Linked DNA regions of Homo sapiens: region 1 is linked to region 2. A link is a contact called in ENCODE POLR2A ChIA-PET data. All regions are on one chromosome and are shown on one strand. Each heading gives the region's core, a stretch centred on a gene start or an enhancer-like site at or near the end of the contact. The rest is flanking DNA. Distances are from core to core; before and after follow the strand shown.

Region 1 (2,500 bases), core at 1-2,500, 170 kb after region 2:
CCACCGGCACCCGTGCCCAAGCCCGCCCCTGCAAAGGCAGGTACTCGAGCACACTCCGGAGAGGGCGGCCTCTGAGCCCCGAACCCCGAACTCCGGCGCAGCGTCGCACCTCTGCCCAATGAGGTGCCCCTGACGTGCCTGCTGCGGCTGCCCTGCTCCCCCCAGCCTCCCTGCATCCCGGGATGGGGGAGGGCGCCAGGCGCAGCTCCCGGACCCTCAGGGGTCTCCCCGCCCTACCCCACCAGCCTGGGTTCGGTACCTCGGGGCTCAGATGTGCAGTCAGCTGTTAATGTGGCAAAATTTGGGGAAGTCCTCTGCAGCCGCAAAATCCAGTTCCCACCAGTTGGAGGCCGGGCGGGGAAGGGTGGGGACAGACAGCACTCCGCTGTGGGAGGTAAGGCAGAGCTACTGGGGAGCCTGGAAGGCTGAGCTATGTCTCCCCTACGCAAGACCATTCCAGAAGCCCCTTGGAGCTCTGGCTGCTGGCCACAGGGGAAGGTAGACCTTCCCTGAGAGCTGCACTGTGTTGGGGACAGGGCCACTGTGGGCCTACGGAGGGCCTCCAGGCACAGGGACCCACATCAGCCCTCTGGCCACAGAAGGCGCTGATGATTTGAGGTGGACTCAGCCACCACTCCGAGCCTCTGCCTCCCTCTAAAAGTGGGGCATGGCACATTCCTGTGTCAGGCAACCAGGCACTGAGCCTGGCCCACCTGCAGGGGTCGGGGGGAGCAGCTTGTCCCTGTCTCCCCTCCCCGGGAGGCTGTGTGCCTGGAGACCAGAGCTGTCAAAAGTGGAGGAGGGGGACCCCCTGATGTGTCCTCTAAGGTCCAGGTAGCAGGAGAGCTCCACTGGGGAGGGGGTCCTGCAGTGCTGTCCTCTCTTGCAGGCAAGGCCAGGCGGGTGCTGCCTGGGACCCAGTGACTCAGCACCCCTGCCCGGATCAACTGGACTTTTGCCCCCTGCTCCGCCAGCCTCCTGCTTGGATCTCTCCTGGGTCTCCCTGCTGCGCCTGTCCAGGATGCAGGGAGCTCGGGCTCCCAGGGACCAGGGCCGGTCCCCCGGCAGGATGAGCGCTCTAGGCCGGTCCTCGGTCATCTTGCTTACCTACGTGCTGGCCGCCACAGAACTTACCTGCCTCTTCATGCAGTTCTCCATCGTGCCAGTGAGTAACACACCCCAGCCCCTGCAGCCCCAGCCAGGGCTGAACCGCTGTTCCTCCTGCCCTCCATCTGGGCCGTCGCAGAGAGTGGGGGTGGGGGTTTCATGCTGCCAGGGCCCCTCCCAGTTGGGACTCATGCCACGCTTAAGCTGAGTAAGTTAAGGACTCTGCCTCTGGACCCCCGTCAGCACATCCTGTGCTCCAGCTTCAGTGCCAGCCCCGGGAGAAGCCATGGGGAGCCACCCCACTTCCCTCCTGGGGGCAGCACCTCCTCAAACCTTCCTAGCGCTGTTCCTCCTGCCTCTCACCCGGCAGCCTTTGCCCTCTGGAGTCCCTGCCCCAAGGGCTGTTCAATCCGGTGTGGCTCTGGGCGGATCACCCCTCAGAGAGGCTCTCCTTGCACCTGCCCGCAGCTTCTATCTCTCCCCTCCATCTTCTTGGGTCCTTGTTGTCCACTAAATGATCTGTGGCGGCAAATTGATCTCAAGCTTTTTCTTGCAAGAGATAGAATGCTGTCTTATTTTATTATCTCTGTTGCCAAATGCGGAAACATTTCATTGGCAAATTCATGTTAGTTTAGTGTATCATTCAGTAGTCTATACCACAGTGTGTGGCTCTGGAAGCTGTAATAGTAATGATTAAATTATATTCACCAAGTCTGGAGAGGCTTGGGAACAAAGTCTCACATCACCAAGAAGCTCAGGCAGAGTCAGGGCCAACCTCGGCCCTTCCTGTGTTTGCTTCTGGGAAGCCCGGCGTGCGTGGGCTCAGACAGCTGCCCTCCTCCTCTCAGCCCTCAGAGCCTGGACCTGGGCATCTAGGCGGGAGTGGGGATGGGCCTTTGGCACCATTCCGGGCCTGGCAGAGGCTCCCAGCCCGAGGGTGAGCCTAAGGATCCCTCCCCGCCGTGCCTCAGGCGCCCCGCCCACTCCTGCTAAATGGCTGGGGCCAAGCCCTGAATCTCCTCCCTACCCGTGGGGAAGGCTGGGCAGGAGCCTTGCTTTTCTCATCATAAAATGGGTAATAACAGTCCCTCCCTGTAGGATTGGTGCGGGGAAGAGTGAATGAGAAGTCAGAACCCTTCCCACAGCTGGGCACAGAGCACAGGTGGAGTGGCTTCAGCCACCCATCGACTCTCATGGGGAGTAACTCCGTGCTGAGTGCCCAGGAGCTGACCCTGATGTCAGAACCTGAAATATTGCAGAGTGTAAAAATCCTCAACAGCCCACTCCCTCGGAGCTGGGGGTCCACACGCACAGGGGCTGCAGTGGGAAGGGGGCGAGGTCTTCCTCATAGAGAAGGCAACCTTGGAGCAGGGCTGGAAGGAAGCAGGAGAGG
Region 2 (6,705 bases), core at 1-2,500:
TGGGGCTTTGCTGTGGAGGCAGAGGGAGCATCTGATGGCCCCCGGGGCCGCGCTAGTCAAAGCGCTTCATTTCCATCATATGTGGTGCAAAATCTAACCCTCTTACCCTGCGTGAGGTTCATGTGACCGCTCCCGCTCACCTCCCAGCCTCATTGCCTCCCTGTTCCCCTCCTCCCTCCCCAGCCACTCTGGCCTTCTCCTCGTCCTTCAGCTCCTTCCAGAGTGTTCTTGCCCAGGGCCTTTGCACAAATCCCTTCCAGGACTTCCGATGGTTCTGTCCTCCCCTCACACAGGCCTCACCTCTTTTGCCCCCTCCACCTCTGGAGCGGCCACTCGCCCACCCTTCTGCCCTGACTTCTCTGTGGCTTCCCAAGGCTCTTCCTGGCACCTCGTAGGGTAAGTCCGACCCCAGGTGGCTGTGCTCTGAGGCCAGGGCCAGGACTCTTGTTCACAGTGCTATGCCTGACCCGGCGCCAGCCCTCAGGGGACCACAGCCGGCTGAACGCCAACTGGTTAGCTGCTTTTTCTATAGGACCTACCGAGCGTTTGACTCTAGAACCGGGGGTTGGTGCTTGGTGACAAGAGCTAGGCTGGCTTCCTACTAATTCTGCAGCCTCTGGCTTGCTAGCCTCCCGCCCACTAGGGTCCAGGTCACTTCCTCTAGGAGATTCTAAAACACTCTGGCACAGCCCACCAGCAGAGCCGGGCCTTGGGAGCGTGAGGGCACGGGGCCTGAGCCTACTGCATCCTCCCAGAAGCTGGCCTACAGGACGGAGGCTCAGGGTGGCCAGTTGGGCATGGGGTTCTGCTGGCCCAGAGTGCCAGGGGGACAGGAAGTCCCTGAGGGCTCCAGCTGCAGGAGGAGCATCTCAGGAGGAGCTGAGGCCGGAGCAGAGCGTCCTCCTGGTCCTGGCAGCCCTTGGCCCCTCAGCACCCCAGAGGGCCGGCCGCAGTGGATGCTGCTGAACCACCAGAAACTTAATCTATTATTACACAGAAACTTCTGTGCAGTCAGGGGTTTGAAGTCCCCAGAAGTGTTTGCCTGATTTGGGGCAGATAGCGGGGTGATTAATGCTCGTGATAAGGTGTTGATTGGTTCTGGGAGCCACTGCAGACACAGGGGCTGTTGTGCATGCAGGGCTGGCAACTGTAGTCACAGAACAATAGCCCGTTTATGTAGCACACTCCCACCCCCCGCCTGCCCCAGGCGGGCACAAAGGGCGCTCGGGCCAGGAACCCATGAGCTGGGCTCTCCCGGGGCCGAGGGTCCAGACCTGTTGCCGAGAAGCTGCTTAGCAAGGCCTAGGGGCAAGGGCTGGTCTGGCCTAGCTCTTTCTCCCTTGAGCCCCCTGCCACAGGGCTAAGGCCATGCTGCGGGCTCGAGTGACTGCCCTGGACGTGACAAATCTCTGTGCCTCGGTGCCCACACCTATACAATGGGGGTAATAAAGTCCCCACATTGTAGCACTGCCAGGTGGATTAAATGAAAGAAGATAGTGAAGTCCTTAAAGTGAGATGTGTTGGCATTTACTCCACAAATACTGAATGCCTGCTCCAGGTGCCAGGGACAGCAGTGACAATACAAAACTGATACGAAATTCCAAAGGGATGTCCACCAATGGGAGACGTATAAGGGCTCTGCATCCATGGATTCAACCAACTGTGGATGGAAAATGTTTGGAAAGAAAGTTGCATCTGTGCTGAACATCTGAACTTGTACAGGCTTTTTGTCTTGTCGTTATTCCCTAAACAATAGAGTGGGTCACGCAGCATTTGTGTTGTTAGGTATCGTAAGTGGTCTGGAGATGGGAGGATGTATGTGGCCTCCATGTCAGTATCACACCATTTCGTATCGGGGGCTTGAGTACCTGTGGATTTGGGTACCTGCGGGAGGTCCCCATGGGTGCTGAGGGACAGCTGCACTTTAGTATTTATCTACAGAGTGCTTGGAAGGGAAAACAAAGACAGGCAGGGCTGGTTTGGGGAAGGGGCCTGTTGTGGATGGGGTCGTGGAGGACCTTACAGTGTCCCCAAAGCGAGGTGAATCTCATGGTGTCAGGGCTAAGAGCATTGTGGAGAGAGGGTACAGCCACAGCAAAGGCCCTGAAGTGGGGATGGGCCCACAGGCTGGCAGGACAGCAAGGAGACCCATGTGCTGGGACCCCGAGAGCTAGGACACGTGAAGCCCTGGCTGGCCCCGAGTGCGGTGTGGTTGGCGCAGATGGCAACAGGGTCACTCTGGCTGCAGAGCCAAGAATGGACCACTGAGGGGCTGGGACAGACCTGGCAGACCAGGAGGGAGGCCACTGCACTAGTCCAGGCGGAGGATGGCAGCTGGACCAGGAGGGCGAGGAGGAAGTAGTAGATTCAGGACTGTTTTGAGAGGGACCATTTTAGCTTCTTACGGCTGCTGTAATGAATTCCCACAAACTTAGTGGCTTTAAGTGACACGTTTATTATCTAACAGCTCTGGAGGTCAGATGTCCGACATGGGCTACATTCAAGGAGCCAGCAGAGCTGGTTCCCACTGGAAGCTCAAAGGGAGGCCCCACCTCCCTTGGCTTGTGGCCTTTCCCCACGGCCCCCTTGTCTCTGCTTCTGTCCTGCGCTCTTCACAACCTCCCTTCCTCCCTCTTTCTCTTATGGGGAGTGCAGGGGTGATCTGGAGGAGCCGGTCAATAGCAGCGTGGTGGGGTCTGGCAGAGACAGACTGCAGGGGGCCTGGGAGGCCCCAGGAGGCAGGTGGACTTTGTCCCTAGGCATCCAGTGCAGAGGTGAGACCTGTATGGCCACAGAGTCTCCCTATCCAGGCCCCATTACCCTGGGGGAGGCGGATTATGGTATGAACTGCTGCAGGTGGTCCAAGAGGGGCTGCCCCTGGGAGACGCAGGGTTCTTCAGTAATGGTGGTTTCGAAGGGCAGAGGAGGGAAGAATGGAGGGATGGGGGACAGACGCTGGAGCCGTTTTGGTGGCAGGCCTCTGTGGCTGTGGCCAGAAGCAGGGCTGGGCACCAGGCCAGATGGACCAGAGGCTGCCCCCAGCTGAACCAACTACAGAAATGAGAGCCCCGGCCCAGCCTCCTCCCAGCCGCCGCTCTCTGGGAGCCCAGCTTTGCTCATAGAAAAGGAAGGCCCTTGTTGCCCTGCATTGGGAGCAAACACTTCCTTTGGCCTCACAGCTCAACCTTGGACCCAAAGGTCCTCAGGGACCTGGGGGAAAGAGAGGGCAGCCAGGCACCTCTGTTCACGGCAGGGGCTGCGTTGCCCAGCCTGGCAGAGGGAGGCAGCCCCTAGGTACAGTCCCCTGTGCCCACTCGAGGGGGTGCTGAATTCCTCAAGGCCTGAGTCAGACCTGGTGCAGCTTCATAAAGCCAAGGGTGGCAGGCGGAATCCAAGGGGCCTCACCGCCCATGCACCCCACTGTTGCATGGAGAGAACAATGCCCAAATGCCCTCGTCCCACAGTCGGCATGCCAGACCCCTCGGGAATTCAGGCCTTGGTGAGTCTGGCACATTCCGGCTGTGTGTCAGCGGGAGAGGCCTGGGAAAGGGAGCCAGCACTGCAGGCCGCCCACCACACGCCCACTCGGGCACCGGACACAGGGAAGGCGGACACCCAGGGCGGCCATCTCTCGGGACAGGAGGTGCGGCTCCAGGTTCTCACCCAGGAGAGGGCTTTCCTCCCATGTCAGAGTCCCCTTCGCTGCTTGAGGCAAGCCCTCCGGAACAGACCCATCTTTTGGGGGACCCTGTGGTCATGGAGATCAGGTTCCTAGAATCACCCCCAGCAGCGCACACAGGAGGGCCTGAGGCCCAGAGAAAGGCGCCTGAAGCAAGGGAGGGGAGGGCTGGTCCAGAGTCCCTGTCCCCTCTGCCAGCCACCCAGGAGGCTCCTATGGCCCCATCTCCCAGCTCTTCCGGGTGGAAGACAGTGGTGGGTAACTCACTCAGCTAGAGCGTCTGATCACACCACTGCAGCGGCTGCTCACAGCCTTCACCATCAGGACCACAATTCTGAGGGCCCTTTGGATGAAGCCATCTCACAGAGCTGTCTCCTGCAGAGAGGAGAGGAGAGGGAGGCCGCCTTGCCAGCAGGGGACCAGCGAGGTGTGGCCTGCAAGCCGTGGGCTCCTGTGTTCCTTCCTCCCCCTTCAGAGGAATGGGAGGAAACCAGGCTTGAGTTCCTGATTTTTGCCCTTTAGGGTTTTTAAATTGTGGGAGAGCCAGGAGTGCCTGCGTGGTGGCCTCTGTCGACTCCATTTGCTCTGAAGCGGGGCTGCGGCCAGGCAGTGCCTCTCAGCCTTCTGTTTGGTGGGTGAGGACGATGCTTGGTCTTGCCTCAGGAGCATTGCTGGCACCTCTCATGTGCTCCTGGGCCTCTCCCCAACCCTCACCTTGGCATCCCCCAATATCCAAACAATAGTCCACAAAACAAGCTGCCCCGTGGGCACTGCGAAGACCCTCGGGGCCAGAGCCACTCCCTCAGGGTGCTGAGGCCACCAGCTGGGGCCTCCTCTTTCCACACTATTCCTGACGCCTGGGCTGGGCAGGGGACTCCTGGCTTCGTTTCTTCCCTCGCCTTTGCTGGGCCATCTTTCAGACCTTGCCTGGTACCTTCTCTCCCCGTGCCAAGGCCTGGAGGTGATGTGGATGCAGCCGGGCAGTGAGGAGCGCAGGCGAATGTTACAGCAGGCGCGAGCGAAGGGGCCCGAGGCACCGGTGCTTCCGACGGGGCCCGAGGGCCGTCTGACCTTTCCGGCCACGGGGCAGCAGTTGCGTGAGCAGGAACAATCGCCCCAGTGTGCAAGGCACAAGCGGCCTTTTCTTCCTCACCGGGCCGGCGCACACAGCTCCCAGCCTGGCTTCCCTTGAACAAACATATTTATTGTGGCCGCCACCGAGGCCTCGCCTTGCAGCCGGAGCCTGGGGGCCTCTGTCCCACCCACTGGGGCCCAGGGAGGGGACCCCTGCCCTGGCGGTCTCCCCTGCCCCATGGGCCCCAGCCCCATCTTGCCTGAGGCAGGGGTGGCTCTGGTCCCACCCACCCTCTGGAGGCCCAGAAACTCGAGGCTCCTGCTGGGGGCTGGTGACCACCCACAGGCAGCAAGCCAGCCAGGGTCCTGGGAAGAGGGGGTCTGGGACACAGCCACACCTGAGCCCATCCTCCACCTGGAGCCAGCCCCTTACCTTCTGGAGCCTCAGTTTCCCCCTCTGTAAAATAGGAGGCATCACCCAGCCTTGCACGTCTCCAGTGTCCCTCAGAACGGCTCTGGCCCCGCAGCTGGGGTCTGAAGAGCAGAGCCCTGAGCTCTGAGATCCACTCCCACCCCCACCCCCACCCCCAGGCCTCTCTCTGCCTTCCCTAGTGCTCCTTTGTGTGTCCAGAGGGAAGGGGCATCCTCCATCAGCACTGACCCCACTCAGGCCTCTCAGCTGCACTCAACACAGGGGCTCCCCACACTCGCCCTCCTTCACTGCGACCCCGACCCTCACTTTCCCACAAACCCTCAGTCTCCTTTGCTCAGCTTCCTTCCAGACAGGCTGGCCCAGGCCCTCCCCACGGCTTGGCTTCCCTGGGCGGTGTCAGGCAGGGACAGCAGCCATAGGTGGTACCCCTAGTGAGGGGGACTCATTCTAGTTGCAAAGATACAGGTAGAGCATAGGGACCCCAAAGAGTAGCAGGGGACCCCCGAGGTTGCTGCTGGCAGCTCCTAGGGAGACAGTCGGGCACGGTGGGCACCTTGAGAGGAAGAACAGCCAGGCCTGGGCAGCCCTGGGGGAGGAGCCAGGCCAAGTGTGCTGCCCTCTTGGCCTCAGATCTGAAGCTATAGAGCCTCCTGGAGGGCAGAGGCAGTGGAGAGGGGTCTAGCGGGCAGGAGGGGGACTTCAGGCCTTCCACACACACACACACACACACACACACACACACACACACACTCTCTCACTCTCTCTCTCTCTCTCTCTCTCTCTCTCTCTCTCCCCCCCCACTTCAGGGCCTTCGCGCCCGCTGTTCCCCTGCCCTGCCAGGCGCACCACCCCCGAAACATGCACACGCTCTCCTCTTCCCTGCTTAATCCTCTTGAGTCTTCAGGCCTCAACCCACGCTTCCCCTGAACATCCTCCTCAGAGCAGTTGCGCGCTCTAAATCAGGACCACCTTGCGGTTCTCCCAGCCCCAGCCTTGCCTTTCTAGTGGTTCTGGCCTCTGATCACAGGCACAGTTTCAAGCTTGTCTAGCACTGGCAGGGGTGGTCCTGCTCCGGCCCCAGGGCCCGCAGGTGTGTGTGAGAGGTGCATGGTGGACGTCCAAAGAATAAACGAATGAACCATCCAAAGCACAGGCCAGAGGCAGATTGGGAGGGTCAGGTCCTAAGAGGCCTCAGGCCGGAGCCCAGCTGCAGAGCAGGGCAGGGGTGGCCAAAAGGCGCCTAGAAGGCTGGACTTTCCGTGAGGTGGCGGGGAGCACCAAGGGTAGAGGCAGGGGAGCAATGGATGGGTTGAATGAGGAAGCTTCACAGCCCCCCGGCCACCGCAGGTCGGGGGAGCACTGTCCCCGGGGCCCCGCAGCCAGCTGTGCTGGGCAAGGCAGGACGGGATCCTTGGTGATGGGCAGAATGTGGGGAGCAGGGTAGGACGGGCCCCTTGGCTGAGAGCCAGATGTGGGGAGCGGGGCTGTCGAGGCTGATCTCAGGATGCTTGCTGCGGCT

Evidence for each region. ChIA-PET counts read pairs that join two places held with the same protein, here RNA polymerase II (POLR2A).
Region 1: POLR2A ChIA-PET joins it to region 2 with 21 read pairs in HepG2. The contact joins the promoter of SLC67A1-AS here to the enhancer-like site in region 2. POLR2A ChIA-PET finds 5 or more read pairs at or near these places in 3 of 52 experiments (BJ, HepG2 and RWPE1).

Annotation. Positions count from the first base shown.
Region 1 is chr11:2,902,325-2,904,824 of GRCh38, forward strand. SLC67A1-AS (SLC67A1 antisense RNA) reads right to left here and starts at 1,251. Exons shown (of 3, transcript NR_169305.1): 1 at 1,135-1,251; 2 at 260-385. It overlaps SLC67A1 (solute carrier family 67 member 1), which reads left to right. Exons shown (of 11, transcript NM_002555.6): 1 at 1-40; 2 at 890-1,165. The coding sequence starts at 1,022. RefSeq lists a silencer at 86-215 and an enhancer at 1,141-1,642.
Region 2 is chr11:2,727,880-2,734,584 of GRCh38, forward strand. All of the region lies in intron 11 of KCNQ1 (potassium voltage-gated channel subfamily Q member 1), which reads left to right. Among named protein-coding and RNA genes, the nearest start is that of KCNQ1OT1, 31 kb to the left of the region's middle. RefSeq lists an enhancer at 3,869-4,038. Within about 2 kb of position 1,251, at least 3 of the 41 ENCODE cell types and tissues checked have a DNase peak (open chromatin) inside an H3K27ac peak, as active enhancers do.